3 separate regions of the Homo sapiens genome follow, and regions 1 and 3 are each linked to region 2. Evidence: chromatin loops called from intact Hi-C (ENCODE). Cell type or tissue: B cell. All regions are shown on one strand. Each heading gives the region's core, and the rest is flanking DNA. Links, peaks and the distances in the headings are about the cores only.

Region 1 (9,924 bases), core at 3,854-6,353, 91 kb after region 2:
CTCTACTAAAAATACAAAAATCAGCCAGGTGTGGTGGCATGTGCCTGTAAACCCAGCTACTTGGGAGGCTGAGGCAGGAGAATTGCCTGAACCTGGGAGGCGGAGGTTGCAGTGAGCTGAGACTACGCCATTGCACTCCAGCCTGGGTGACAGCGAAACTCCATCTCAAAAAAAAAAAAAAAAAGATATTAGGGGTGGTTGGAACAGGATTGGTTATTCCAGGAGCCGGTGGTGCTCACTAAACAGCCTTGAGTCTGGCTGGCTGGTGTGGGAGGTCTTAGGCCTGTGATGGGAGACAGGAAGCTTGGTGGACACCTCCTTTTCCTTCTCTGGGGTGGAAACCACAGGGGAAGATCCACCCAGAAAGCCTTTGTGCTGAACCTGCGTCACTTCCAGCTCAACCATGTTTTACAAAGTCACATCCCACTAAGTGAATATTTGGTGAAAAGTTTGCCACGTTGATCTCAGTCTTGTACCTTTGAAAAACAATAGGCTTCTCTGAGATTAGAAGTAGTACTTGTTTTTTTTTTTTTTTTGAGACAGAGTTTTGCTCTGTCGCCCAGGCAGACAGTGCAGTGGTGCGATTTCGGCTCACTGCAAGCTCCGCTTCCCGGGTTCAAGCCATTCTCCTGCCTCAGCCTCCCGAGTAGCTGGGAGTACAGGCACCTGCCACGGCGCCCGGCTAATTTTTTGTATTTTTAGTAGAGGCAGGATTTCACCGTGTTAGCCAGGATGGTCTCGATCTTCTGACCTCTTGATCCACCCGCCTCGGCCTCCCAAAGTGCTGGGATTACAGGCGTGAGCCACCGTACCCGGCCGTACTTGTTGATAGTAAACTTGAAGCACAGGAAAGATTGGGGATAAGAATAAAAATTACCCCAAATTTCCAAATCAAGAAGTAATCATGGTTCAGGTTTGGGCAGATGTTCTTTCTAGGCATGAACACACGTTATCTCATTGTTTACTTAACACCGGGTTATAAACATTTACCCATAGCATTTGAAAGGTAGCTATAGATAGAAAAGAATCAGAGAAGTTCTAAAACAGCTCTTGCGCTTTGTTTCAAATTCTCTGCAGGAAAGATGAGGTCTTCAGCCTTTTTTTTAGCTGGACGGCACCGTTGCAGCAGTGGTGAACAGGGCACTGGATTGAGTCAGGAAACCCAGCTGTGACCTTGGGCAAGCCACTTGCCCTCTTTGAGCTTCACTCCTGCTAAGGCAAGGGGCGCTATTCGTACCCTGTCTGCCCACCTCACAGGCTCTGGTGAAGTCCTTGATTTGAACGCCTTTAGCTCCCAAGGTTGTGGTTTGGAGATAGGGCAGGTCACATGACCATGAAGACTGAAGGAGAAACGTGGAAGCACGTGTGCCTGTTGCTTCTTTTCCAACTTAAAATGCTTGGTGATCTCCTGAAGACTCCAGCCTCCTCTCTGGGAAGCCAGGATCCACAGACCCTTTACCTGCGGGTCATGGGCAGTCCCAGATGGTCCCCCTCCCCAACAGAGGGGGTGCAGTGAGACCTCCGGAAGTTACTGCCTCTGTTACCCTCAAAGGGATTTTCAGATCAGACAGCCCCCCTACTCCAAGGGACGTGTGTGGAGCTTGGTACCTTTATTTATCTCCTGCTCCAACCCCTGTGGACTGCCTGCACCCAGAATGGGGCCTCTCCTGCTGGCAAGTGGCTGAGAACCTCCACTCCACTCAGCAGGGCTGTTCCCCATTTACCGAAAAGCTCCGAGAGAAAATAACTAACCCCATGGCGCCGCTGTAGCTACTGGCAGAGCCTCCTGGTCCCCACCTCTAGCGCCTGTGGTTTTTGTTTCATGCAGAGTGAGCAGTGAATCTGGGATCCCATCAGCAGTCAGTTTGGGTGCCTGCGAGGCACAATGATAGATGTTGGTGAAGGGTATGTGTGAGGATATTAATTAATATTAACATGCTAGTTATATTAATATTCTCATTGGAATTTGTGGGGCTTTGCAAGTTATATTTCAAATATATGGTTTTATGTAATCCTTTTAACTGCCCTGAAACCTTGAAATTATTGCACCTATTTTATAGATGGAGAGACTGAGGCTCAGAGGGGTGAATTGCCTAAGATCCTGGGGGAGGAAGCACCCAGGTTTTCTGGTTTTGAGTCCTGGGCCCTTCCTGCTGAGTAGCTACCCCCAACACAGACCTGCCCTTGGAGAGCTTGCAGCCACACTGGGAAGGCCAGTGTATTGGATTGCTGCTTAGACCTGGAAAGCACGTGAATAAAGCTTCAGGTTAAAACCATGGGGGTTCCAGGAGGCAGCAGTCGGCTCTGCCTGGGGGTGAGCTGAGGAGCCGGTGCTCTCTGGAACAAGGGTAGTTGGGCTGAGGCTCAGTGGACAGTGGAGGTTGGCAGGTGAAGTGCAGGAGGTCTTTGCAGGGAGTGGGACCACCTTGAGCACACACAGAGGAATGAGACAGGCAGGTTACTCAAGGAGCAGAGGTCTCGTGACCACTTCCCAGAGCATGTGGGGTCCTAGCCTCATCTCCAGGAGGAGAAAGTGCATCTATACACAGATTTGTCAATGGAGTTTAAATAGGATGTGGGAAAATCTAGATTTTCCAAAACAGTACATATTTGCTTTGAGAAGAAAGGTAGATGCAGGATGCATAGGTTAGATAATTTTAATAGCAGTAACCTCAGAGCATGTAAGTATGATTTGATTTACTGGAGTGCCTGGCCGTCTCAGTCAGTGGGAGCACGGCTTGGGCTGGGAGATGAGGTTGACAAGGGTTCTTTCTCTCAAATGCTTCCTTTGGTTTGCTAAGAGGTATCTCCTACTCGGCCGGGGGCAGAAGACTTTTCCTTCTTTTCCCAGTTTGCAGTAGTTGGGCCAGATTTGTGGAAGTGGGAGAAAGGCCTGCCCTGCTTCTACATAGAGTTGGCTGTCCTGACTTGATACTCGGTGTGCCTTCCAGAGACCCGCCTCCATCTCCTCAACTCCCTGGCTTGATGCTTAGGTGGTGATGGCTGTTGGGCACAGGAGTTACATAACAGATCTGTGATGGACCCAGGAGCAGAGCCAGCTGAGTGAATGTCATGGAGTGGGAGTGGTCTTGCATGGCTGTGGTGTCCCCTGCAGCTTGTGCAGGGTATGTGGCAAGAGGTGCTCACCACTCATCTGGAATGGCTAGACTGGAAGCACTTGGCCCTCTTGGGCTCTGCACCCCCACCCCCTCCCACCTGGCCTGCCTGCTCATCTTCATGGGCGCCTGGGGAGACCAATTATGGCTGCTTGTCATAGTGGCTCAGGTCACCGTTCACACTTCCTGGGACCAGGACATCAGAGCCCTGAGAAGGGTCAAGGGGCCAAGTGGGCCTAGCCTTTTACTGACAGCTGGGAAATGCAAGCGTGTGGACCAGAGCACCAAGTGAGTTGGGGCCGGTGTGGGTTCAGCACCGTGTCCCTACCCAGAGCTCCATTTGTTGAAAACAGCCTTTCTCTACCGTTTCTTCACTTGGACAACTTTAAACTATGTATTGGCTGGTCGCGGTGGCTCACGCCTGTAATCCCAGCACTTTGGGAGGCCGAGGTGGGCAGGTAACTTGAGGTCAGGAGGTCGAGACCAGCCTGGCCAACATGGTGAAACCTCATCTCTACTAAAAATACAAAAATTAGCCCAGCGTGGTGACACGCACCTGTAATCCCAGCTACTCGGGAGGCTGAGGCAGAAGAATCGCTTGAACTTGGGAGGCAAAGATTGCAGTGAGCTGAGATTGCATCACCGCACTTCAGCCTGGGAGACAGAGCGAGACTGCATCTCAAAAAACAAACAGAAACCTACATATTTTCTATATTTCCCCCAACATTGAGGCTCATTTCTTGGATGAACAATTTAAATGTACTGTGCCTCTCTGGCAATATTTTCCAAAATTACAGATGTTTCTATACTTTCACCGGCAGCTCTGCCTCCCAGAATTTATTCTACGGATGGGTTAACACGTGTGCAAAATGATTTATTTGCAAGGTTCGTCATTGTTGCCTTATTTTTAATAGCAAAAGATTGGAGGCAGCTTAAATGTTCATTCGCAGGGGCCAATGAACAAACCATGGCCCGTCTAAACATGGGATACCGCGTGGCCATAATACATAAGATGGACGCTCAACGCACTGTGCCGGATTGAGCAGCAAGGTGGATTGCCGAGGGAAGAAGCAGGTCTGGGCGGTGTGTCTCGGAGCTGCCATCAGTGTAAAAGGGAAGAGAATCAAAAGTGTCTTTGCTTGTCTATGCCCAGGGGGTCTCTGGGCAGACACCGCAAGTCGGTGATTGTGATGCCTCTGGAGGGGGTGCTGGTCATGGGAGATTGCTTGTTTGCTGGAGATCCCATGTACCTTTTGATTGCTGAAGCAGGTGAATGTACGCCTTTCCAAGAAATTAAAATGGGCCAGGTGCGGTGGCTCACGCCTGTAATCCCAGCAGTTTGGGAGGCTGATGTTGGAGGATCACTTGAGGTGAGGGGTTCGAGACCAGCCTGGCCAACATGATGAAACCCCATCTCCACTAAAAATACACAAATTAGCCAGACATGGTGGTACATGCCTGTAATCCCAGCTGCTCTAGAGGCTGAGGCAGGAGAATCATGTGAACCCTAGAGGCTGAGTTTACAGTGAGCCAAGATCATGCCATTGTACTCCAGCCTGAGCTACAGAGCGAGACTCTGTCTCAAATAATAAAATAAAATAAATTAAAAACATAAGGACTGTAACCTTGCCTCCTGCCCAGTGTAGGAAGGTCAAGGTTCTGGCTACTTCTCAAGTACAGGAGCCTCACTCAGGCCCCAGACCACTAATCAAAAAATATGTGCTTGGTTCTCACAAAGGGGCCGAGTGTGAGGGCTTGGGTGTTGCTTGGTAAATACGACCCCCGGTCCCGGCCTTGGAGAGATGGAGCCCTCTCTGGGCCCCTTGGACACACTGCTGTTGGCTGACTTTGTCATTTTCAACCCTTGCTCCGATTGGCTCACGTCATGATTTCTGAAACCTTTGGGGGCTTCCCCACTGACAGAAAGATACACTTTAACTCAGCACTGGGCATCCCAGGCCCTCTTTACTGGGCCTCTTCTTGAGCCGCACTTGGCCTGTCACCCCTTCCTCTGTCTGCCCTCTTAACTCCCCACCTCCGTGCCTTTGCTCATATAGTTCCCTTTGCCTGCCTTTCCGTCCAGAGCAGTCTCCACGTGCCCAGGTCCTGTCTGACTTTCAAGGGCCAGCTTAGTTTCCACTTCTGCACTGCCTTCTGACCTCCCTGGCTTCTGTGTAAACTGCCCAGATCAAGCCACACAATGGTTCCTGCACCCAAGGAAGCTCCCTGGGGCCCCCTCCTGGCCACTCGCTCTTCGCCGGTAGTCACCACTCACACCTTGGCACTTTCGCGTGGTGCCTGCCGCTGCCTGTTTGGGCCTCCCACACACAGAGTGTACAGAACGGACTCCTCGGTGTCTGGCTGCCTTCCCGCAGCACTGTCAGATCATCCAGGTTGCCTGTAGTGGCCCTTTGGTTTTTTTCTCTGCTGCGTAGGAGTTCACCAAATATACCACTATTTATTCATTCTCCTGTGGACAGGCATTGGGTTATGTCCAGCCTCTTCGGTGAATTCATTCTTGTCTTTGGGGGCGCGTGTGCGCTCTTTGCTGGGTATACACCCAGGGTGGGTTGATGGCTTACCTGACTCAGAATGTGTTTGCATGAATGAAATTCAGGTTGGTATGAGAAATCTAGGGTGTCCTGGCTGGAGCCAGGCTTCTTGATTACAGGGACAGAGCAGGTACAGGGATCCTGGTTTAGACAGCCTGCTCCCATGGGGTGGTAGCATTGTTGGGGTGCAGGATGCTGAATCTGCAGGGGACCTATCCGCTCAGTGCCCAGTGGGATTTTAGCTGGCTGGAAAGGTGGTCACATGTAGAGGGGCTCAACAATCCAGCTAAAGAGGCTGAGCGTTGGTCCATTGTTCTCAATTTGAGAGAAAACTGAGATCATCAAAATTAGGACTGGTATGTACTAAAGGAAAGAACCTAATTACAAGGCTGAATTGAGTAAGCCCTCGCTGAGGGACTTTGGATTTCTTTGTTGTTCCCCTTTATTTCTGCACCCCCACCCAAGTGACAGATATGTACATGATTGGATGATTTTGCTTTCCTGGTTGAGAGATTCCTGGGAACTTGGCCCAGGAGAAGGGGGAGAAATGTGGAGCCGCTAGAGTGGCCTCCGCTTGTTTGTGTTGATTGAAGGGGAGACGGAAGGAGAGCTGTGGACCCCTGACCCCTTGTGAGGGCATGTGATCCTTTTCAAAAGGCTCACCAGGCAGAAGTGCCTGGCCAGGGGCCGCTCTTTCCCTCTAATCCCCTCTGGAGAAGGGCCAGGCTGTGGGTTGCTGACCTGCTCTGATGTGGATCAGCCTCCCCCAATAATGCAGCTGCCCAGAAGCTCAGAGAGCCCAGGCAACCCCCAAAGGCAGGAGGGCCGGCTGTCATTCCCGTTGTCATTCCCAGGCGGCTGGAGTGGGAGCAGAGCGGTCAGTTCAGATGAACAGTGCTCGAGTCTGACCCCAACCAGCGAGTTATGGTAAGATGGAAGGTTCTCCATCTATATTAAATAAGAGAACAAAAGCCCTCCCAGGCTGCATGAATATTCCAGGGATATATATGTGAACGGGTTGCCAGTTTAGCTTGGCCTGTGGGTGGCAGCCGCCTGAGTGAGCACTTCGTGGCTGCAGCTCTAAAGGGTTTGGATCTGAAACTAATGAATGAAAATATGACCTCAGAAGATTTAAAGAGAGCAAATACCCAGCAACAGAACCTGGGTCCCAGAGACTGTTGGGAGCATGAAATCCCAGGCTGGCCGAAGGAGGAAGTGGGAGAGCAATGGCAGCTGACATCACATGGTGCCAGACCTTCTCAGTGCTTTCTGTGTTCACTCATTATTCCGTCCCTCTCTCTCAGAGGCAGGTATGGCTGCTTCCCCATTTTATAGATGAGGAAGCTAAGGCAAGGAGAGGTTGTGTAACTTGCTCACAGACACAAAGCTAGCCAGTGGCAAAGCTGGAGGTCAGGTCTAGGTGGTCAGGCTCCAGAGTTCTGCGGATTTCACAGCACGGCAGTGGCAGTCGGAAGAACCATTTGTCAGGTGATTGTGGGCAAATGACGTCAGCCCTTCAAACCTCTGTTTTGCATCTGCAAGCTGCTTGCTGCTGCAACAAATTACCAGAAACTTAGTGACTTAAAACACAAATTAGGTCGGGTGCGGTGGCTCACATCTGTAATCCCAGCACTTTGGGAGGCTGAGGTGAGTGGATCACTTGAGGTCAGGAGTTCGAGACCAGCCTGGCCAACATGATGAAACCCTGTCTCTAACAAAAATATAAAAAATTAGCCAGGCATTTGGCCGGGTGTGGTGGATCACGCCTGTAATCCCAGAACTTTGGGAGGACAAGGTGGGCGGAACACAAGGTCAGGAGTTCAAGACCAGCCTGACCAATATGGTGAAAGCCTGTCTCTACTAAGAATACAAAATTAGCAGGACGTGGTGGCACGCGCCTGTAGTCCCAGTTACTGGGAGGCGGAGGTTGCAGTGAGCCAAGATCACGCCACTGCACTCCAGCCTGGGTGACAGAGTGAGACTCCGTCTCACAAAAAAAAAAAAAAAAAAAAGCCAGGCGTGGTGGCACGTGCCTGTAACCCCAGCTACTCTGGAGGCTGAGGTGGGAGAATTGCTTGAACCCAGGAGGCAGAGGTTGCAGTGAGCCGAGATCGCACCACTGCACTCCAGCCTGGGCCACAGAGTGAGACTCCTTCTCAAAAACAAAACAAACACAAATTATAGATTACTTACAATAAGAAAAACCAATAAAATGCATGCGCACACATTAATTATCTCACAGTTTTGGAGGTCAGGTCCAGAATGTGTTTCACTGGACTAAAATCGAGGTGTTGGCAGGGCCATACTCCTTCTGGAGGCTCTGGGGGAGAATTATTTCCCTGCCTCTTCCAGCTCCTAGAGACCACCTCCATCTGTGGCTTGTGGCGCCTTTCGCCATCTGCAAGGGCAGCAGCGTAGCAGCTTCCACTTTCCTCTCTCTGCTTCCTTTGTCACGCTGCCCTCTTCTCGCTCTCTACCTCCTGCCTTCCTCCTACGAGGACCCTTGTGATGACATGGGCCCACCCAGGTTATCCAGGATAATCTCTCATTTCAGGACCCTTAATTCAGTCACTTCTGCAAAGTCCCTTTTGCCATGTAAGGTAGCATGTTCACAGGCTCTGGGGGTTAGGATGTCAACATCTTTGGGGGATTATTCTTCAGCCTACCACACAGCACATAATAAAATCCATGGGCAGAGGGGATAGCAGCAGTAAGGTGTCCCTCAAACATGAGTTAAAATGACTCTGACGATAGAATCTGGGTGAGATGGTGGGATGCTCCCGAAATAAACTCCAAGGCAGGTGGCCAAGTTCAGTGACGACATAGCTGCGTAGCTTATCTGAGAAAGGATGTCTCTGATGGGGGGCCAGCCGGAAGACGTCTTTCCTGGAAGAGGAGGGAGGTGGGGCAGTCTTGGGAGAAGTGAGACTTTGGGTCCCACGGCCAGCTCCTGCCACATTCTCAGTGGATTTCAGGTTGGGAGGAGGGATACCATTACAGTTGAAAATAAACATAGAAATAAACGACACTGGATGTCTGCTTCCTCATCAGCCTCCCTACAGTTCTGGAAGACGGTCCAGGCCCACATCCCCTTCTCTGCTGTTCTAGAATTCAGAACGCTCAGAAATCCCAAAGGTTCTTCTAAGTCTGCAGCAGACTAATTTCTGCTGCAAAAATCTGACCTGAATTGATGTGATACTAATTATGGCCTTTAAAACTATCTTCCTTAGGGTGACTAACAGTATGTTTTCCTATGAAAGTACTATATGTTTGCTTTTGGGGTGTTGCACCCACCCTTCCAGGAGTGTCACTGTGTCTAGCAGCATAATCCTTTCTAAAATCTGAAAAATTCGGCTGGGCACGGTGGCTCATGCCTATAATCCCAGAGCTTTGGGAGGCTGAGGTTGGTGGATCACTTGAGGTCAGGAGTTCGAGACCAGCCTGGCCAATATGGTGAAACTCTGTCTCTACTAAAAATACAAAAATTAGCCGGGCATGTGGCTTATGCCTGTAATCCCAGCTACTAGGAAGGCTGAGGCAGGAGAATCGCTTGAACCTGGGAGGCGGAGGTTGCAGTGAGCCGAGATTGTTCCTCTGTACTCCAGTCTGGGTGACAGAGTGAGACTTAGTCTAAAAAAAAAAAAAAAAAAATTTGGAAAAATTCTAAATTCTTAAACCCATTTAGTCCAAAAGCCTTAGCTACAGGACAGTGCACCTGGACTTTTCTCCCTAAGAAACACAGTCAGAGAGGTCCAGTCACCTGCCTCAGGCCCAGCTTAGGTGATAATGCTGAGGTTCCAACTCAGTTCCCTGTCTCAGAGCCTGGGACAAAGTGCAGACTGCGTGGCCTGGCCTCTTTGCCACCTGCTGGGTGGCGTGTGAATGAGAGACAGGTGTGGAGACTGCACTCACTGGCAGGTAGGCTGTATGTGGGGGAGGTGGGGGTCCTTGAATTTGTTTTCTGTCTGATCTGCAGCCTGGAACTGAGCCAGGGGGCCTTGTCTGGGGAAGGACAGAGAGGCAGAGAGATTGCAGAGGAGAGGGGAATAGCAGCAGCCATTAGGAAGCCTTGGGCCTTTGCCTATCACTATAGCACTGCTCTCCAAACTTCCTTGGATCACACAGCCCTATCAGTAAAAAAGAAACCAGAACAAAACCTCTTGAACATGCACCCCCAATATGTGGATATTGGTGTAATTATAAGTGTATGTTACAATAAGTATACACGTATATTACTTTACTGTTTCAGTGTGTAC
Region 2 (9,924 bases), core at 3,021-5,520:
TCATAATTATTGTTTCAAAAATTCTCTAGTCCCTAACCTTCCTTTTTTCATTAAACAACTGTTTTAAAATTAAACTGTTATCTTGAAGGTTTTTTTTTCTTTTGAGACTGAGTTTTGCTCCTGTAGCCCAGGCTGGAGTGTAATGGCACAATCTCGGCTCACTGCAACCTCCAGCTACCAGGTTCAAGTGATTCTCCTGCCTCAGCCTCCCAAGTATCTGGGATTACAGGCATGAACCACCACGCCCAGCTAATTTTTTGTATTTTTAGTAGAGATGGGGTTTCACTGTGTCGGCCAGGCTGGTCTTGAACTCCTGACCTCAAGTGATCTGCCCGCCTTGGCCTCCCAAAGTGCTGGGATTACAGGCATGAGCCTGGGTCCTCAGCCTTGAAGATCTTATAGAAAAAAGCAACTACTGTGTTATAGAATAACAAACTTTAAATAGAAACAAAGACATTTTAATACAATCTTAATTACTCTGTGAACATGTAGATTAACCTTTAAATATAGGCTTTTTTTTTTCCTCAAAACAGGATAAGAGTTATCTTCTCATTTTTAATTTCCAAGTTGAAACTACAGATGACTATGTTTACTGAATCACATTTCAGGATCTTAAATCTTCGGACAATTATGTGTTCTTTTTTTCTTCACATTTTTGGAACTCCCTCAGATTTAACATCAATTAAATAACCTAGCTAAAACCTTGAACTCTTTTCAAAACAGTAAGTGGTAGAATAACAATAATTTCATACTCATAGTTTTAAAAGAATTAAACAACTGGATTTGACAGACATTTTCACAATTTTTTGTTGTCATGCAATTTTGGATACAGCCATTCTGCATGGTTTCACAAAGTTGGCATAGAGAAATATAAGTTTCCTAAGTTGAAACGGAAGATTATAAAAGAGGGAAGGAGAATGAGAGTAAGAGACTGGTTAAAGATGCAAAGGATTTCCACTTCTTCATTGTTATGTAAATGTGTCTGCTTTTTAAAAAGCACAATCACTGAAAAATCTATTTGGATAATGCCTTCACTCTATGCAACTATATCTGACTACAGGCTGAGCACCCTTAATCCAAAAATTCTGAAATGCTCCAAAATGTGAAATTTTTTGAGTGCCAACATGATGCCAAAAGTGGAAAATTCCACACCCGACCTTCTGTGACAGGTTTGCAGTGAAAATGCAGGTATACAACATGAAGATGAGGTCAGGGAGTCATCTAAGACAAAAACCATTGTTAATAAGGCAGATGACTCCATAGGGAACTTTTTTTTTTTTTTTTTTTTTTTGAGACAGAGTGCAGCTCAGTCGCCCAGGCTGGAGTGCAGTGGTATGATCTCAGCTCACTGCAACCTCTGAGTCCCAGGTTCAAGCGATTCTCCTGCCTCAGCCTCCCGAGTAGCTGGGACTACAGGCATGCATCACCACGCCCGGCTAATTTTTGTATTTTTAGTAGAGACGGGGTTTCACCATGTTGGTCAGGATGTTCTCAATCTCTTAACCTAGTGATCCGCCCGCCTCTGCCTCCCAAAGTGCTGGGATGACAGGTGTGAGCCACCGCGCCAGGCCCATAGGAAACATTTTTAAAAGCCGGCCGGCAGAATGTCTCCTTAGCCTTAACGGACCCGCTTCCTGGTCCCTCAGCTGCTTCTGATGTTTCTTCTTGCCTAAGAAAAAATAAAATGTGGTGTACAGTAAACTTTTAATGAAAACACAGCATCCCAGGAGACTGAACGCCTGCCGCTGTGTGTTTCCACTGTTCAACAGCTGACACAGGGATTCTGATGCCGCTGCTGTGCTGCTTAGTTTCTCTGAACACTTTTTTTTTTTAACTGTACTAATGGTATGTCATTTTTTCTATTGTTAAGCACTCATGTGTGAATAAGTGTAAGAAAATGATGGCTTATCAGGAGCATATAAATTCAGAGTCAGGAGCTAGGCACGGTGGTTCACGCCTATAATCCCAGCACTTTGGGAGGCCGAGGTGGGTGGATCACCTGAGGTCAGCAGTTCAAGACCAGCCTGGCCAACATGGTGAAACCCCGTCTCTACTAAAAATACAAAAGTCAGCTGGGCATAGTGGCAGGCGCCTGTAATCCCAGCTACTTGGGAGGCTGAGACAGGAGAATCGCTTAAACTTGGGAGGCAGTGGTTACAGTGAGCCGAGTTCGCACCATTGCCCTCCAGCCTGGGTGACAAGAGAGGACGACGTGTTAGATCACTTTCAAATCCACACCAAGTGGAGACTCTGCTGGATGGGCGGAGCGCAGGCTGGCTCCAGGCCTTCCTGTTCCTGGCTCCGCCACCACCGGGCACGCTCAATTTCTTCCCCTCACATTCACCCAGAATGGGTCTATGTCCAGCCTGGTGGGGACCCTGCCTGGGCTGGGGGCTTGTCTCCCCACCAAAGAGGAGATATAGCAGGTACAGGCACCAGCACATGGCGGGGCTCAGAATATCCCCGCTGGATTGAATATGTGACTTCAGTCCATAGAATGAGAGGCTCCTGGCCGGGCGCAGTGGCTCATGCCTGTAATCCCAGCACTTTCGGAGGCTGACGTGGGCAGATCACGAGATCAAGAGATCAAGACCATCCTGGCCAACATGGTGAAACCCTGTCTCTACTAAAAATACAAAAATACAAAAATTAGCTGGGTGTGGTGACACGCGCCTGTAGTCCCAGCTACTCGGGAGGCTGAGGCAGGAGAATCACTTGAACCCAGGAGGCGGAGGTTGCACTGAGCCAAGATGGCGCCACTGCACTCCAGCCTGGGAGACAGAGGGAGACTCTGTCTCAAAAAAAAAAAAAAAAGAATGAGAGGCTCCTGGCCCAGCCTCACCTGCTGATTAGCGGGATGTAGAGGCTTTCTAGTGCTGGCTTCAGATCTTGTCACTCCACTGTCACCTTTGTTGTCTCCAGTGCCCACCTCTAAACTATTGTATTAAAATTATAGAATAACATGTTTTTAAATCAGCTTGCTTTTTTTTTACTTGAACAATTTTATTATTTTATTTTTGAAACTGAGTCTCACTCTGTCACCCAGGTTGGAGTGCAACGGCGCGATCTCAGCTCACTGCAACCTCTGCCTCCCAGGTTCAAGCGATTCTCATGCCTCAGCCTCCTAAATAGCTAGGATTACATGTGTGTGCCACCACGCCCAGCTCATTTTTGTATTTTTAGTACAGATGGGGTTTCACTATGTTGACCAGGCTGGTCTCGAAATCCTGACCTCAAGTGATCCGCCCGCCTTGGCCTCCCAAAGTGCTGGGATTACAGGCGCGAGCCACTGTGCCTGGAACAATTTTATTTTAAAAGGAAACTTCCTATCCCTACATAAGTGGAAACCAGTATCAACTTGCCACATATGGAAGGTAAAAGTGAAAAGAAATAGAATGAAGTCAAACAAGGAGTTTCTATTCTAGCCAGGTACTCCTGCTGGTCAGTGCTGGGCCCAAGGCCCAGGACCTGCCTCTCTGACTTTTGTTTTGGTTTCATTTGTTTTTTTTAGGGGGACAGGGTCTCACTCTTGCCCAGGCTGGAGTGCAGTGGTGCGATCTTGGCTCACTGCAACCTCAAACCCCCGAGCTCAAGCAGTCCTCCCAATTCAGCCTCCCAAGTAGCTGGGACCACAGGCACACACCATCATGCCGGGCTAATTTTTGTATTTTTTGTAAAGAGGTTTTCACCATGTTGCCCAGGCTGGTCTGTAATTCCTGGGCTCTAGTGATCTGTCACCTCGGCCTCCTGAAGTGCTGGGATTACAGGACCACAGCCAACCTCTGCCTCTCCATTGACGAGGTTGATAAGGTGGTGTAGACGGCTAGCACTCGATGGAGACCTCCTGACCCCATCAAAGGGAAGGGGAAAACACAGGAAGCTCTCCCACTGTGTGGTCAGGGCTAGTACCAGCTCTGTCCCTGGGCCTTGACAGGGCCTGGAGACACCTTTGGGAGGAGCAGTTCCAGCCCAAACTCCTGCAAGGGAGGGATGGAGAGGGGAGAGGCTGAACACAACCCACCTGGAACCCGGGGCTGGGCCCGATGCTTTGAATACCAACTTAATCTTCACAACAGCCTGTGAAGGGTGTGTGTATGCACGCGCGCGTGTGTGTGTGTACACCAATTTCTTGCTGAGAAAAAGGAGGCTCAGAGAGGTTAAGGCATTCGCTGGAGTCCACAGCAACCAAGCCGCTGGAACCCCTCCGCCGGGTTCCGAGGCCCTCGCTGTTCTCAGGCCAGCGCAGAATTGGTCCCAGGGCTGGACTCCTCCAGGTGGGGCGCCCGGAGCACTCCCGACCACCTGCTCCAAGGACACTGCCTCCTGGAAGCGTCCCTGGTTTCCCTTCGGAGGTGAACTCGTTCAGGGCACTTCTCGGAGTCGCAGTCTCAGGTGGCCAGGGCAGGCCTTCTCCCTATGGGTGCTCCCCACGTCCGCCCTGGGCTTGGCAATGAGAAGCAGCCCCGCCCCGCGTGACCAGGACCCGCCTGCAGCGCCCGCGGCGGCCACACGGGGGCAGCAGGCGAGCGCCGCCCGAATTCCCGGGTCCCAGCCTGGGCTGGACCGGAGGGCACTGGCGGGTTGCCTCGCCCCAAGAGCCTCAGTTTCTCTGTCTATATAATGGACTAGGCTGTCTGCCAGGGCCTTTTTGGTCCTAGCAATCTGACCCCAAGCGAGCTTTATTAACAAATAGAAAAAAGAAGACATAAAAACAAACAGCCGGGCGCGGTGGCTCATTCCTGTAATCCCAGCACTTTGGGAGGCCGAGGCGGGCGGATCACCTGAGATCGGGAGTTCGAGACCAGCCTGACCAACATGGAGAAACCCCGTTTCTACTAAAAATACAAAATTAGCCAGGCGTGGTGGCACATGCCTGCAATCCCAGCTACTCGAGAGGCTGAGGCAGGAGAATGTTTGAACCTGGGAGATGGAGGTTGCAGTGAGCCGAGATTGTGCCATTGCACTCCAGCCTGGGCAACAAGAGCAAACTGTGTCTCAAAATAAAATAAAATAATAAAAATAAATAAATAAATAAAACAAATGCAAAGGGGTGTTTGCTGAGTGTCCCTGATGGGTCCCACAGAAAAGTCCAGGCCCAGGTGGAGACCAAGAGCCAGGAGAGCACCACGAGTCCCCTGAGGTCACACCTGACTCCCAGCCCAACTCTGGGCCAGTGGAAACCCTCATGTCCAGATGGGGAAACTGAGGCCCAAATGGTATGGGGACTTGCCCAAGCCCTCAAATGGAGGACAGGGCAGAGCTGAGCCTGGGACTCTCACCCAAGTGGTCTCCGGGGGCCTCCCTCTAAGTCTAAGGACTTAGCAACCCCTTCGCTCACGTTTTTTGGATTTTTTTTTAAGGCAGAGTCTCTCTGTTGCCCAGGCTGGAGTGCAGTGGCACGATCTTGGCTCACTGCAACCTCTGCCTCCCGGGTTCAAATGATTCTCCTGCCTCAGCCTCCCGAGTGGCTGGGACTACAGGTGCCCACCACCATGCCCGGCTAATTTTTGTATTTTGAGTAGAGATGGGGTTTCGCCATGTTGGCCAGGCTGGTCTCGAACTCCTGACCTCATGATCTGCCTGCCTCAGCCTCCCAAAGTGCTGGGATTACAGGTGTGAGCCACCGCGCCCAGCCTGTTTTTTGGATGTCTAATGGAACCAGAACTGGCGGTCCCTTCTGTTTATGGACCCGTGCACACAGCAGGAAGGAGAGGCTCCAGAGGCCCTGGACTCGGGGGACAACCCTCGCTTCATCACCTCCTGAGGGTCCACCGCAGCCAGCCCTGGGCCTTCTGCCCCTTTCACTCCAAGATCTCTGGGCTGACCTTCATCAGCCCCTTCCACCCGCCTCAGGAGGTAGGGACAAGGCTGGGGGTGGCCTTTGCAGACCCTGAGAATGAATATTGTCCTGCATACACAGCCCAGTGGCCACGAGAGGCCGACGAAGATACTGAAGGTCACAGAGGGCCAGAGGCGGGGCCAGGGCTTGAGCCACCCTCTCTCCAGGCCCGTCTATACCATTGGGCTGCCCCCTTCAGACCTCCGGGCAGGAAAAGAAGGTAGAGGGGATATTCACTGAGCCCCCGCCTCGAGCCTGGGCCCGACCTGGGGTGTTTGCCTTACTGGCCGCTCCAGCCAGTGTGAGAGGCTGCACTATCATGCACCCCACTGACAGGTGAGGAAGGCGCTGTGACCACCAGAGGAGTGAGCAGACTGGAATTTGAGCCCAGGTCTGCTCAGCTCCTACACCCGGCACTGAGCTTCCGGTCTGACCTGGCTCTTGGGCAGGGGCCCTGCAGGCCGCCTCCCTATGTGGCCCCAGAGTCCAGAGAGCAGCAAGGAGAGTAGGTTTCTACGGTGACCTGGGCAAATGAAGACACTAACCTGTGCCTCAGTTTCCCCAGCCCTTCCCACTCACAGCAAAAAAAGAAACGAGGGCCCTTCAGCCCACCCAGGTCCCATGTTCCAGTGCTGATGTTGGGGACAGCCTGGGGCCCAGCCTCAGGAAGGCTGTGTGAACAGCTTCCTCAGCTGGGAAGTGAGGGCAAGACTGGGAAGGCCCTACAGCCACTGGATCTGGGGCCATGTTGGGGGGCCAGTGAAGGGGGCACCCCAGGCTAGTCTTCCAGGAGCTCCCTGGTTGGGGGGACAAGGAAGGACACAGGCAGGGACAACCAGGGCCACACTCAGGGCCATTGTGAGGGACAGGGATGGGGCTGTTGCCATCGTAGTGACAGAGCTGTGGTATGCTCCTGCCACCTTGCATTCCAGCCCAGGCTGCTCCCATCTTTGGCAGAGGGTGGGAAAACACATGATCCTGCCTTCCAGAGACTGTACTGGTCAGAGAAAGACATCAGCAGGAGAGCCAGAGATTCCTCCTCCTCTCCATCATCACCATCACCATTATTCTCATCACCATCACCGTCACCGTCATCATCATCATCACCATCATGGACTTCAAAGAAGTTCAAAGAATTTCCTCCTCTGGCCAGAGTGAATCCTGTTCTGTGGAAGCAGGAGGCTGGGTGGGAAGCCCTGTGGAGGCTCCACCCGTGTTTGGGTTCTGGGCAGGGATCTGGGGACAGGGGAGGCCTAATGCTTATTGCAGAAATTCTCTGCCTGGGAAGTCAGGATCACTCCTTGGAGGAGGCAGCCTGTCCTCTGAGCTTTCAGGAAAGGAACTGGTTGTGTGGTTCCCTGTAAGCTCTGGAGATGGGGCGGGCAGTAGGGGGAGGAGCACAGCAGTGTGGATGTATTAATACTTAGTGCTGGCCGGGTGCGGTGGCTTACGCCTGTAATTCCAGCAGTTTAGGAGGCCAAGGCAGGCAGATCACCTGAGGTCAGGAGTTCAACACCAGCTGAGGCAGGAGAATCGCTTGAACCCAGGAAGCAGAGGTTGCAGTGAGCCAAGATCACGACATTGCACTCCAGCCCTCCAGCCCAGGCAACAAGAGTGAAACTCCGTTCCCCCCCGCAAAAAAAAAAACTTAGTGCCACAGAACCTACGCTTAAAACCAGCTAAAATGACAAATCTTATATGATAGGTATTTTACCGCAATTTTAAAAATTATTTCCTGGCCAGGTATGGTGGCTCACATGTATAATCCCAGCCCTTTGGTGGCCATGGTGGGAGGATCCCCTGAGGCTAGGAGCTTGAGACCCGCCTGGGGAACATAGTGAGACCCCGTCTCAACAAAAATTTTTTAAAAATTAGCCAGGTGTGGGCCGGGCACAGTGGCTCACGCCTGTAATCCTAGCACTTTGGGAGGCCGAGGTGGGCGGATCACGAGGTCAGGAGATCGAGACCATCCTGGCTAACACGGGGAAACCCCGTCTCTACTAAAAATACAAAAAATTAGCCGGGCATGGTGGCGGGCGCCCGTAATCCCAGCTACTCGGGAGGCTGAGGCAGGAGAATGGCGTGAACCTGGGAGGTGGAGCTTGCAGTGAGCCGAGATTGCACCACTGCACTCCAGCCTGGGCGACAGAGCAAAACATCGTCTCAAAAAAAAAAAAATTAGCCAGGTGTGGTAACGTGCGCCTGTAGTCCAGCTATACAGGAGGAGGTTGAGGCTGTAGTGAGCCATGATTGCACCACTGCACTCCGGTCTGGGGGACAGAACAAGACCCTGTCTCCAGAGTAAATAAATAATTTTTACTTAAAAAATTAAAGAGTCCAGGTGCAGTGGTTCATGCCTTTAATCCGAGCCCTTTGGGAGACTGAGGTGGGTAAATTGCTTGAGTCCAGGAGTGTGACACCAGCCTGGACAACAGAGTAAGACCCTGTCTCTACAAAAAATAAAAATATCAGCTGGGTGTGGTGGTGTGTGCCTGTGGTCCCAGCTACTTGGGAGCGTGAGGTGAGAGGCTTGCTTGAGCCTGGGAGGATGAGGCTGCAGTGAGCTGTGATCACACCACCGCACAGCCTGGGTGACAGAGCGAGACCCTGTCTTAAACACAACAACAACAAAAAAATGAGGTCTTACTGCCCAGGGGCCCATTACCCTGCTATCTCCCAGCCCTCCCCACACAGAGTCACGTGGACAAGATGCTACGCGCTCACAAGGCCTCTTGGTCACCGTAACTCAGGGAGCCTTAGAGTCTTACCATCCGCCCTGCACCTACCCCAGCTGTCACGCACATCCCTGCCATCTGGGAAGACCCTGAGCTCTGTCCTCTGCTAAAAACCTGCTAGGACCCCTGTGGTCTACAAGACACAGTCCAGAGGCTTTGGTCTGGCATTTAAGGCTCCTGGCACTTGACCCGCTGACCTCTCCCATCACTCCTTGTGCAGGCCCTGCCCTAGCCCTGTGGGCACCTGTACCCAGCTCAAGGAGCAGCTTCGGAGCAGCCTCCCAGCAGCCTCTACTTCCGTCTAGACCTCCATACCTTGCCCGTCCCTGCTACCCCTTGGCCTTCGCCTTCCCTTCCTCTAGGAATGCCCTTCCCCAGCCTGGCAGGCTGACCCTGCTCCCTCCTCTGCCTCCTGGATGGCTCACAGGGGCATCCTCTGATGGCCCTGTCTTGACAAATTCCAGGCCCTTCCTGGTGCCAACACAAAGTAGGGGCTCAGCTGGAATCAGCCTACGGATTGGTTCACTGCAGACTTCCTGTCCAACCTCTGAACTCCATGGAGGAGGTGGGACTGGTAGGGACAACCCAAGAGAGTCAGGACCCCTGGGTTCCTGTCCTGCTCGAGCTTTGTTGTGTGACCTCAGGGAGGTGTCTCCCCTTCTAGGAAATGTGGCCTCCTGGGCAGCCAATCCCACAGGATGTGCTCCGTCAGAGCAGCAAAAGCGGGGACAGAGGGAATTATCAAGGCCATGACCCGAGGGTGGGGCACGGTCAGGTGACAGAGTGACAGGTGCATCATCCCCATAGCAGAGTTAGCTGGGTGCTGACACTCACTCACCACCTCCCGCCTCTCAGAGCTATGCTCAGTGCTTAGCCAAGCCTGTCCTGGCCTGCCTGAATGTCAGGGAGTGACCAGAACTTAGTCACCAGAATTACCCTCTTCGTCACCGCCTTCATACTCATCCCCATTCTCCTCATCACCGCCGTCACCCCCGTGCCATCAGCATCTGGAGGTTCAAAGAATTTCCTTCTCTGGAGGATGCCTCTGGCCAGTGACAAGCCTGCTCTCTGTATACAAGGTGGCCTGGACTAACAGACCTTTCCAGACTCTGTCCCTGACCTCCCCAGGGGTGTGAGGGGGGACAGGAACCCACTTTCCTGAGTACCTGGTATACACCAGGCATTGGGTTTTGTCTTCATAAGCTTCAAGGCGGGAATCTTAGCCCCATCTTATAGACTGGAAGACTGAGGCTTGGAGAGGTGGAGTTGCACAGTCGGGAGCTCACATGGTGGGGACTCAACTGAGTCTGCTCACCTCCAGCTTGCTCTTCCCTCCGCTTTTAGGCAAAA
Region 3 (7,958 bases), core at 223-2,722, 140 kb after region 2:
CTTGGACTCCCAAAGTGCTGGGATTACAGATGTGAGCCACCGCGCCCGGCTTAAACATTTTTTGTTGTTGCTCTCCGGCTTTCCCTAAATATAAGATAAAATGTGATTTATTTGCAGATATAAAATATAAAGCCCAGCTCAGGGCCATACGCCACTTTTCCCAGGGAGCAGGAGCTCGGGCTCTGGCTGGGGAGAATAACTTAGATCCGTGCAATAAATAAACAGTGGGGAGGGGCAGTGTGGACAGTGTTGGGGGAGGGACTGAGACTGGGCTTCCCAGGAGAATGACAATCAAAGGCAGGGGTCAGCCCCCACCCCACAGTGGACACTGACAGGGGTTGAGGTGGGACCCTTCTTCTTAGGACCCCACTCCAGACTGTAGTAGGACTGCAGGGTCTGTCTCCTTGTCTCCCTATTTGCCACAGCAGTCCATGGCCCCCTTTCTCTGACTGGCCAGCCCCCGGACACCCTGGCTGCAGGGACAGCCTAGGGCTGAGCCAGGCCAGCTCCTTCCCACTCTTCCATCCGTGTCACCTTCTCTCTCCCTCTGCTTCTCTCCCCCTCCCTTGCAGAGAGCGGTCTCCCAAGCCAGGGAGGCCCTCCCACCACATTTCTGAGTCCCTGTCCACTGTCCCCCTGAAAACCATGGCTGGACTCAGGGCAGCAGTGAGGACACCCAGGTTTTGGTCCCAACACAACCACTAAGTGAAATGTGACCTCAGGCCTGTTTCCCCATCCGTGAACTGGGTTTCACTAGTCTTCCCACCCACTCTTTTAGTTTCGGAAGGCCAGGCACCCCCAGGCCCAACCAGAGGTGGGGGCATCTCTTCAGTGCAATTTCTCAGCAGGACGGTCCCGTAAGTCACAGACAGCCAAACCTAGCTTTGAATCCTGGGAGGGTTTGGAGGGCATATTGGCACAATAAGAGCAGTTTCCAAGATGAGGGGTGCCCTCTTCTCCCCCAACAGCTGTTCTCTAAGCCGGCTCTGTATCTCTCAATCTAAAAAGGCTAAACTTTCAGCCAAGGGCGATCCCAGATCCAGACCTCTGCCCCATCCCCAACCTACCCAAGTTCCCCTTCCCAGGGTCATTCGGTCCCAGTTTGGGGGGCTGCAAGAGGAAGACAGGGCCCACGAAGGGAATGTGTGTGCACCAAGGGGCCAGTGCTGCAGAGAAATGGGACCTGGGCACAGAGGCGGCGCTCAGGCACTTTGGGGAGGGAGCTGAGGCCGGAGGGGCGTGGCTGAGGCATGGCGGGGGCGGGCACTAGGAGCAGGAGGCCGGGCCGTGGGCGGGGTCCGGGCCGTGGGCGGGGCCAGACCCCGAGCCCGGGGTGGACTTGACGATGGTGATGACGCTGGCCGGCGCCACGAGCGTGGCGGGCCCGCGGGCGGCGGCCACGGAGCGCGCGAAGCCCTGCAGCGCCTCGCACTTGCCGCGCAGCGCGTCGAGCTCCAGGCGCATGGCGGCGTTCTCGCGCGCCAGCTTGTCCACCTCGCGCTCCAGCTCCGACTTCTGCTTCTGCAGCTCCTCCTTCTGGCACACGCGCTTCACGCGGCAGCTGGCGGCGTAGCCACGGTTTTTGAGTGTGCGGCGCCGCTGCTTGAGCCGTGTCACCTCCTCGGCGGAGAGCCCGCGCAGATGCCGGTTCAGCTCGCGCACCGACAGCCCCATCAGCGCCTCGTCCGACAGGTGCGGCGTGTTCTCGCTCAGCTCTCGCTTGATCTGCGGGCATGAGGAAACTGAGGTCCAGGGGACTGGGGACGGGCCCCCCCGCTCCACCCGCGGTGTTCCTCTTTCACCGCCTTAGCCGCCGAGGTGGTGGGTGGACTTGATCCAAAACCCCGAAGGGGAGCAGGAATCCGGGAAGGGGAAACCGGGCCAGACTAGGATCGGGACACAAAAGGAGGCCACCCCGGGGCTCAGCCTGAATTCTAACCTAGCGCCAAGCCCTGGACTCAGCCAGAGAAACCCAGGTCGGAAAGCACCTTTGAATGCCCCAGGGGACATTGACCCGATGGGGAAGGAGGCCTGGAGAGGGAAGTGACCTACCCCAGGGACATGCAGCCTGTGACCAGAGCCCAGGCCTCCTGGTCCCAGCCCATGGCTGTGGCCCTTCCCTTTGGCATCATGAAGGCCTGGTGCCTGCTGAGCCACCCAGGGGATTCCAGGAAAGAAGGGGAAGTTGGGATGAGGAGGCTCTGCATGGGCAGGGAGGGAGGGCTTCACTGGGTTGACAGAGGCTGCCTCCTCACCTTTAGAGCTTTGCTGGATAGGGGATCCACAGACATGTTTGCAGAAGGTGCCCTCTGGGCTGCAGACCTAGGGTAGAAAGGAGGTCAAAGTCACTGTTTTGTTTTTGGTTTCCCATTTAGAATAAAATCCAAACTCACTACCTTGCCATTCAAGGCCTCTGCTATCTTAGAACTGATTCATACCTGCCACCTTCCTCTCTCCACATTGGTCCACAGGCCTCCTTGAATGGCTCCTTCCAGCCGCGGGAGCTGTGCACAGGCTGTGCTCTTTACTGTTCTAGCCCCATGGTGACTCCTCATCATTTAGGTCTTTGCCCAATGTCACCTCCTCAGGAGGTCCTCTTTGACCATTCTGGCTAAACGCCTCTGTGTCACATCACATAACCCCGCCTATTAACCCTTGTAACAGTCACCTCTTCTGCATTTCTCATGCTTGGTTCCTCATCTATGATTTGTTTCTCCTTCCCACTCCTCCTCCACCAAAACGGAAGCCAATGAAGGCAGAGGCCTTCCCTGTCTCACCACGGCATCAATATGCCTAAATCAGTGCCTGGTATATAGTAGATGGCTCAGTAAGTGTGCACCAAATGAATAGATGTGCCTCTCCTGACCATTCTTCCACATGGGGCTTGGACATGTGCCTTTGATTTGATTTTTCAGAACTTTTCTTTCTCTTTTTCTTTCTTTCTTTTTTTTTTTTTTTTTTTTTTTTTGAGACAGAGTCTCACTCTGTCACCCAGGCTGGAGTGCAGGGGCGCGATCTTGGCTCACTGCAACCTCCGCCTCCCGTGTTCAAGGGATTCTCCTGCCTCAGCCTCCCAAGTAGCTGGGATTACAGGTGCCTGTCACCACGCCCAGCTAATTTTTTGTATTTTTAGTTTATTTTTATTTTTAGAGACAGGGTTTCGCCATGTTGGCCAGGCTGGTTTTGAACTACTGACCTCAGGTGATCCACCCGCCTCAGCCTCCCAAAGTGCTGGACAGGTGTGAGCCACTGTGCCCAGCCAATTTTTCAGAACTTTTCTTAAAGTATAACCTACATACAGAAAAGTACACACAGCATATGTGCACCAGTAAATGCCTTTACACAAAGCCCATCCAGCACCCCGTAAGATACAACATCAGCCAGTCCCCTCTCTCCCCAGGCCTCCTTCATCTAGACCTCTGTTTTGGGAAAGTTTTCCCAACCTCCTGGGGGCTGCCCCATACTAACTCAGCATGCCCTAGGCAGATGGGGCAGCCATCCCTAGACCAATGAGGGCCTCTCATCTCCTAATCCTCCCTCCCACAGGCCTGACAGCCACATGCTCCTTCAACAACTATTTATTGAGCTCTTTGCCAAACATGTACTTGGTAATGGGGAGAAAAAGGTGAATAAAACTCGTGGAGGGTCAGTGGTCATTGCTCTGGGCTGGAGAAGGGGACCATCTCCCAAAGTCCCCTTTAAAGCAGCAGTCCTCTCTGTCTCTAGCTGATAGGATCTACTTTGCCAATCCTCTCAGGTTCTCCGCCATGAGAACCTGAGTTTTCTCATCTGTCTCCAAGGGGAGGGGGCAGTGATAAGAAGCCAAGGAAAATAAAGGAAGATAGGCTGGGCGCGGTGGCTCACGCCTGTAATCCCAGCACTTTAGGAGGCTGAGACGGGCAGATCACCTCAGTTCAGGAGTTCAAGACCAGCCTGGCCAACATGGCAAAACCCTGTCTCTACCAAAAACACAAAAATTAGCCCAGGCGTGGTGGTGCATGCCTGTAGTCCCAGCTATTTGAGAGGCTGAGGCAGGAGAATTGCTTAAACCTGGGAGGTGGAGGTTACAGTGAGCCGAGATTGCGCCACTGCACTCCAGCCTGGGAGCCTGGGTGACAGAGTGAGACTCCATCTCAAAAAAAATAAATAAATAAAAAGAAAACAAAGGAAGATGCTTTGTGATCTGAGCTGTAGCATCCTATAAACACGTACCGTATCGGAAAGAGCATCACCCAGTTTTGTGGACAGCAGAGGGCAAAAGCCAGATCCAAGTCCTGGTTCCTTGAGCTGTCTACAGGGTTGACCTCACGGGTTGGCTCAGCCTCTGACACATTCTGGCAGGACCGGGGTGTCTCCCAGGGACAAGGTGCAGAAATGGAAAGCACATGGACCTTGGTGCCAGACACACCTGGGGCCTTTTGGGGGTGGTCTCGCTCTCTAGTTGTGTGGTTCTGATAGGTCAGCCACTCTTTCTGTGCCTCACTTTCCCCCTGGGTGACACAGGTAGCTGTGTTAAGTCAGCTCATGTCACACCTCTCTCAGGACCTTCCCACGGCTCACTGGAGTAAAGCCAGAGTTGTCACCATGGCCCACAAAGTGCTGCAGAAAGTGATCCCCAGTGGCCGGGCGCGGTGGCTCACGCCTGTAATCCCAGCACTTTGGGAGGCCAAGGCGGGTGGATCATGAGGTCAGGAGATCGAGACCAGCCTGGCCAACATGGTGAAACCCCGTCTCTACTAAAAATACGAAAATTAGCCGGGCGTGGTGGCACGTGCCTGTAGTCCCAGCTACTTGGGAGGCTGAGACAAAAGAATCGCTTGAACCCGGGAGGCGGAGGTTGCAGTGAGCCAAGATTGTGCCACTGCACTCCAGCCTGGGCGAGAGTGAGACTCCGTCTGAAAAAAAAAAAAAAAAGAAAGTGCTCCCCAGCATCCCTTCTCCAACCTCAGCCCTACTTGGCTTCCTTTTGTTTCCCCTGCCTCAGCCACACCCGCCCTTCCTCAACACAGGATGCACGCTCCTCTCCAGGGCCTTTGCACTGGCTGGTCCCTCTGCTGGCGTTTTTGTTTTTGTTTTTGTTTTTTATACAGGGTCTCACTCACTCCGTTACAGGCTGGAGTGCAGTGACACGATCACAGCTCATTGCAGCCTCAAACTCCCAGGCTCAAGTGGTCCTCCTACCTCAGCCTCCCTAGTAGCTGGAACTATAGGTGCATGCCACCACACCTGGCCAATTTTTGTACTTTTTGTACAGACAGAGTTTCATCATGTTGCCCAGGCTGGTCTTGAACTCCTTGGCTCAAGCGATCCGCCTGCCTCCGCCTCCCAAAGTGTTGGGATTATAGGCATGAGCCACGACGCATGGCCTCTGTTGGCATCCTTGTTCCCTAGATATCCACAAAGTTTGCTCCATCACCTCCTGAGGTCTCTTCAAATCTCATGTTCACTCAGTTTAGAATTTGCAACCCCTGATACACACACGGACACACACACACACACACACACACACACACACACACACTCCCTGTGTCCCTTCCCCACCTCAGGTTTCCCCATGTGTAATTGTCATCACTCACATATATGGTGGTTATTTGTTCAGTGTCTGTCCCTCCCAACCCCCCGATTAGAATGCCAGCTCCATGAGGGCAGAACTTATACCTGATTCACCGCGGCCTCCCCCATGCCTAGAACCGCGCCTGGCACCTCGCAGATACTCAAGGAATCCTTGCTGAGTTCTCAGTGTGACTCAGGCCAAGGTGGGGACAGTCCAGGGCTTCTCAGGAAACTCCCCAGCTCCTCCCAGCCCACACAGTCAGGGGGTCTGGCAGCTCACAGGGAAGGAAGGAGTGGGACAGAAGGAAGTTGGCGCTTGCAGAGATCCCCTGACAGGGGCAGCCACTGTGGCCCTTAAGCAGGAGAGTCTTAGGGGTCACCCAGGTTTCGCTGGGGGTAGCTGGGTGGACCCAGAGTGCCAGGTCAGGACCCAGGCAGCTTTAGACCCCTGTGCGGATCCACGGTGAAGACCAGTGGCTTCATGGGGTGACCCCTGAGCTGCGACCCCCCACTGCTGAACATGCCGGCTTAGCCTGGGCTCTGGCCTCAGTTTCCCTGCCTAGCACTCCAAATCCTAGGGGGCTCAGGCCCTGGCTGCCCACCTAGCTCTCCTTGGGGGCCTCTGTGCACTCCCATCCTACCTGGAAAAGTCATATGAGATCTGCTGGCTACCCTGACCTTTCAGATACTATCTGGAGACGTTTACATGTCAACCTCACCGATCCTACCTTTCAATGCAGGCCTTTTTTTTTTCCCTTTTTTTTTTTTTTTTTTTTTTGAGATGGAGTCTCGCTCTGTCGCCCAGGCTGGAGTGCAGTGACAGGATCTCAGCTCACTGCAACCTCCGCCTCCTGGGTTCAAGCGATTAGCTCTGCCTCAGCCTCCTGAATAGCTGGGACTACAGGCGCCTACCACCACGCCCAGCTAATTTTTGTATTTTTAGTAGAGACAGAGTTTCACCATATTGGTCAGGCTGGTCTCGAACTCCTAACCTCAGGTGATCCACCTGCCTCGGCCTCCTGAAGTGCCGGGATTACAGGTGTGAGCCACCACGCCCAACCCAATGCAGGCCTCTTAAGTGGTCACCCTCACCACCCTACACACACCTGGGGAGGTCCCAGCACACCTCCCTGCTGGTCTCAGCTCATTCCCACACAGCAGCTGGACAATCTTTGCACCACGCGAATCTGACCATGCCACCAGCCAGATTAAAGCCTTCCATGGTTCGGCTGGGCAAGGTGGCTCATGCCTATAATCCCAGCACTTTAGGAGGCTGAGGCGGGCGGATCACAAGGTAAGGAGATTGAGACCATCCTGGCTAACATGGTGAAACCCCGTCTCTACTAAAAAATACAAAAAATTAGCCGGGTGTGGTGGCAGGCACCTGTAGTCCCAGCTATCAGGAGGCTGAGGCAGGAGAATGGCGTGAACCCGGGAGGTGAAGCATGCAGTGAGCCGAGATCGCGACACTGCACTCCAGCCTGGGCGACAGAGTGATACTCCATCTCAAAAACAAACACAAAAACAAACAAGCAAACAAAAAAAAAACCTTCCATGGTTCCCTACTATCCTAAGGATGGAGTCCAGACCCACCCTCCCAGCACCCCAGGCCCTGTGTGTCCAGCCCCACGCCCATTTCCCACCACTGCCACCTCCACTCTGTGCTCCAGCCACACAGAATTTCTTTCACTTCCTCCCACCCGCGCTTTCTTGCCTCTGAGCCACCTCCCACCCCATGATATTTCTCTCCCCTCACTCCCCTCTACTTTGTTTGGCAGACTCCTACTCATCCTTCGGCCCTGGGTGCAGACATCTCCTCCTCCAGGAAGCCCTCCCTGATCCCTAGGACTTGTTAGGGACCCCCACCCCTGTGTGTAATGGGTTGTATTTCCTTGCTGTCTCTCCACCAGACAGGGAGAGGCTGAGTCAGCTCTGGGTGCTTGAGGCCACCCATCTCAAGACCTGGCAGGGAGCAGGCACTGGGGAAGGGTGGATGGTCAGAGTCTCTGACGCCATCACCCAGCTTGTCACCAAGCCGGGTTCCAAGCCGAAACGTAGTTCAGTACCTCCTGGCCCTGTCTCTAATTCTTCCTCCTCTCCAGCTGCTTCCTTGGGCCTGTTGGCAGAGACAGTACAGATGCTAGGCGAATGGGAAGAGAGCAGAGGGGATCCCATCCACGTGACTTTGGGCCCAAAGGTGGGGTGTGGGAAACAGGGAAAGGAGCACTGGATTGGGAGTCAAGCTTGGGTTTAAGTCGCATCTCTGTTTTCTCAGGCTGTGTGACCTGGGGTGAGCCACTCCATCTCTCTGGGTCTCCACTTTCCCATCTAAAGGATCGGAACAATACCTGCCTCGCAGGGTTTTGGTGGAATCAAGTGGTATACACTGTAGAGGTCAGTGAGCA

Evidence for each region. Hi-C counts contacts between places; a loop is a spot of excess contacts. Peaks named below come from ENCODE experiments on the same cell type or tissue, not always from the same donor. Only the 100,000 strongest peaks of a DNase experiment are listed, where the experiment ranks them.
Region 1: it touches region 2 in a loop (12-fold over the local background); 41 of 110 quality-filtered maps call a loop at or near these places.
Region 3: a loop joins it to region 2, with 12 times the contacts of the local background. A loop is called at or near these places in 4 of 110 quality-filtered maps.

What each region holds. Positions count from the first base shown.
Region 1 is chr22:38,257,696-38,267,619 of GRCh38, reverse strand. All of the region lies in intron 1 of TMEM184B (transmembrane protein 184B), which reads left to right. Among named protein-coding and RNA genes, the nearest start is that of TMEM184B, 10 kb to the left of the region's middle. RefSeq lists enhancers at 3,234-3,734, 5,207-5,296, 6,681-6,850, 7,081-7,430. In B cell, for the core only: a CTCF peak has its summit at 5,352 (motif pointing left); a DNase peak (open chromatin) is centred at 5,359.
Region 2 is chr22:38,347,904-38,357,827 of GRCh38, reverse strand. The region is part of intron 4 of TPTEP2-CSNK1E (TPTEP2-CSNK1E readthrough); the gene reads left to right. It also overlaps the pseudogene TPTEP2. Among named protein-coding and RNA genes, the nearest start is that of CSNK1E, 35 kb to the right of the region's middle. RefSeq lists a silencer at 4,387-4,626 and enhancers at 9,457-9,616, 9,831-9,924. In B cell, for the core only: CTCF peaks have their summits at 4,303 and 4,507 (motif pointing right); a DNase peak (open chromatin) is centred at 4,497; H3K27ac peaks cover 900 bases.
Region 3 is chr22:38,208,187-38,216,144 of GRCh38, reverse strand. MAFF (MAF bZIP transcription factor F) reads right to left here. Exons shown (of 3, transcript NM_012323.4): 2 at 2,256-2,322; 3 at 1-1,725. The coding sequence starts at 2,291. The coding sequence ends at 1,267. Among named protein-coding and RNA genes, the nearest start is that of MAFF, 10 kb to the right of the region's middle. RefSeq lists silencers at 1,173-1,542, 1,713-1,762, enhancers at 1,758-2,339, 3,853-3,997, 4,546-4,690, 4,841-4,985 and cis regulatory regions at 3,925, 4,614-4,618, 4,899-4,914. In B cell, for the core only: a CTCF peak has its summit at 1,554 (motif pointing left); a DNase peak (open chromatin) is centred at 1,414; H3K4me3 peaks cover 1,143 bases.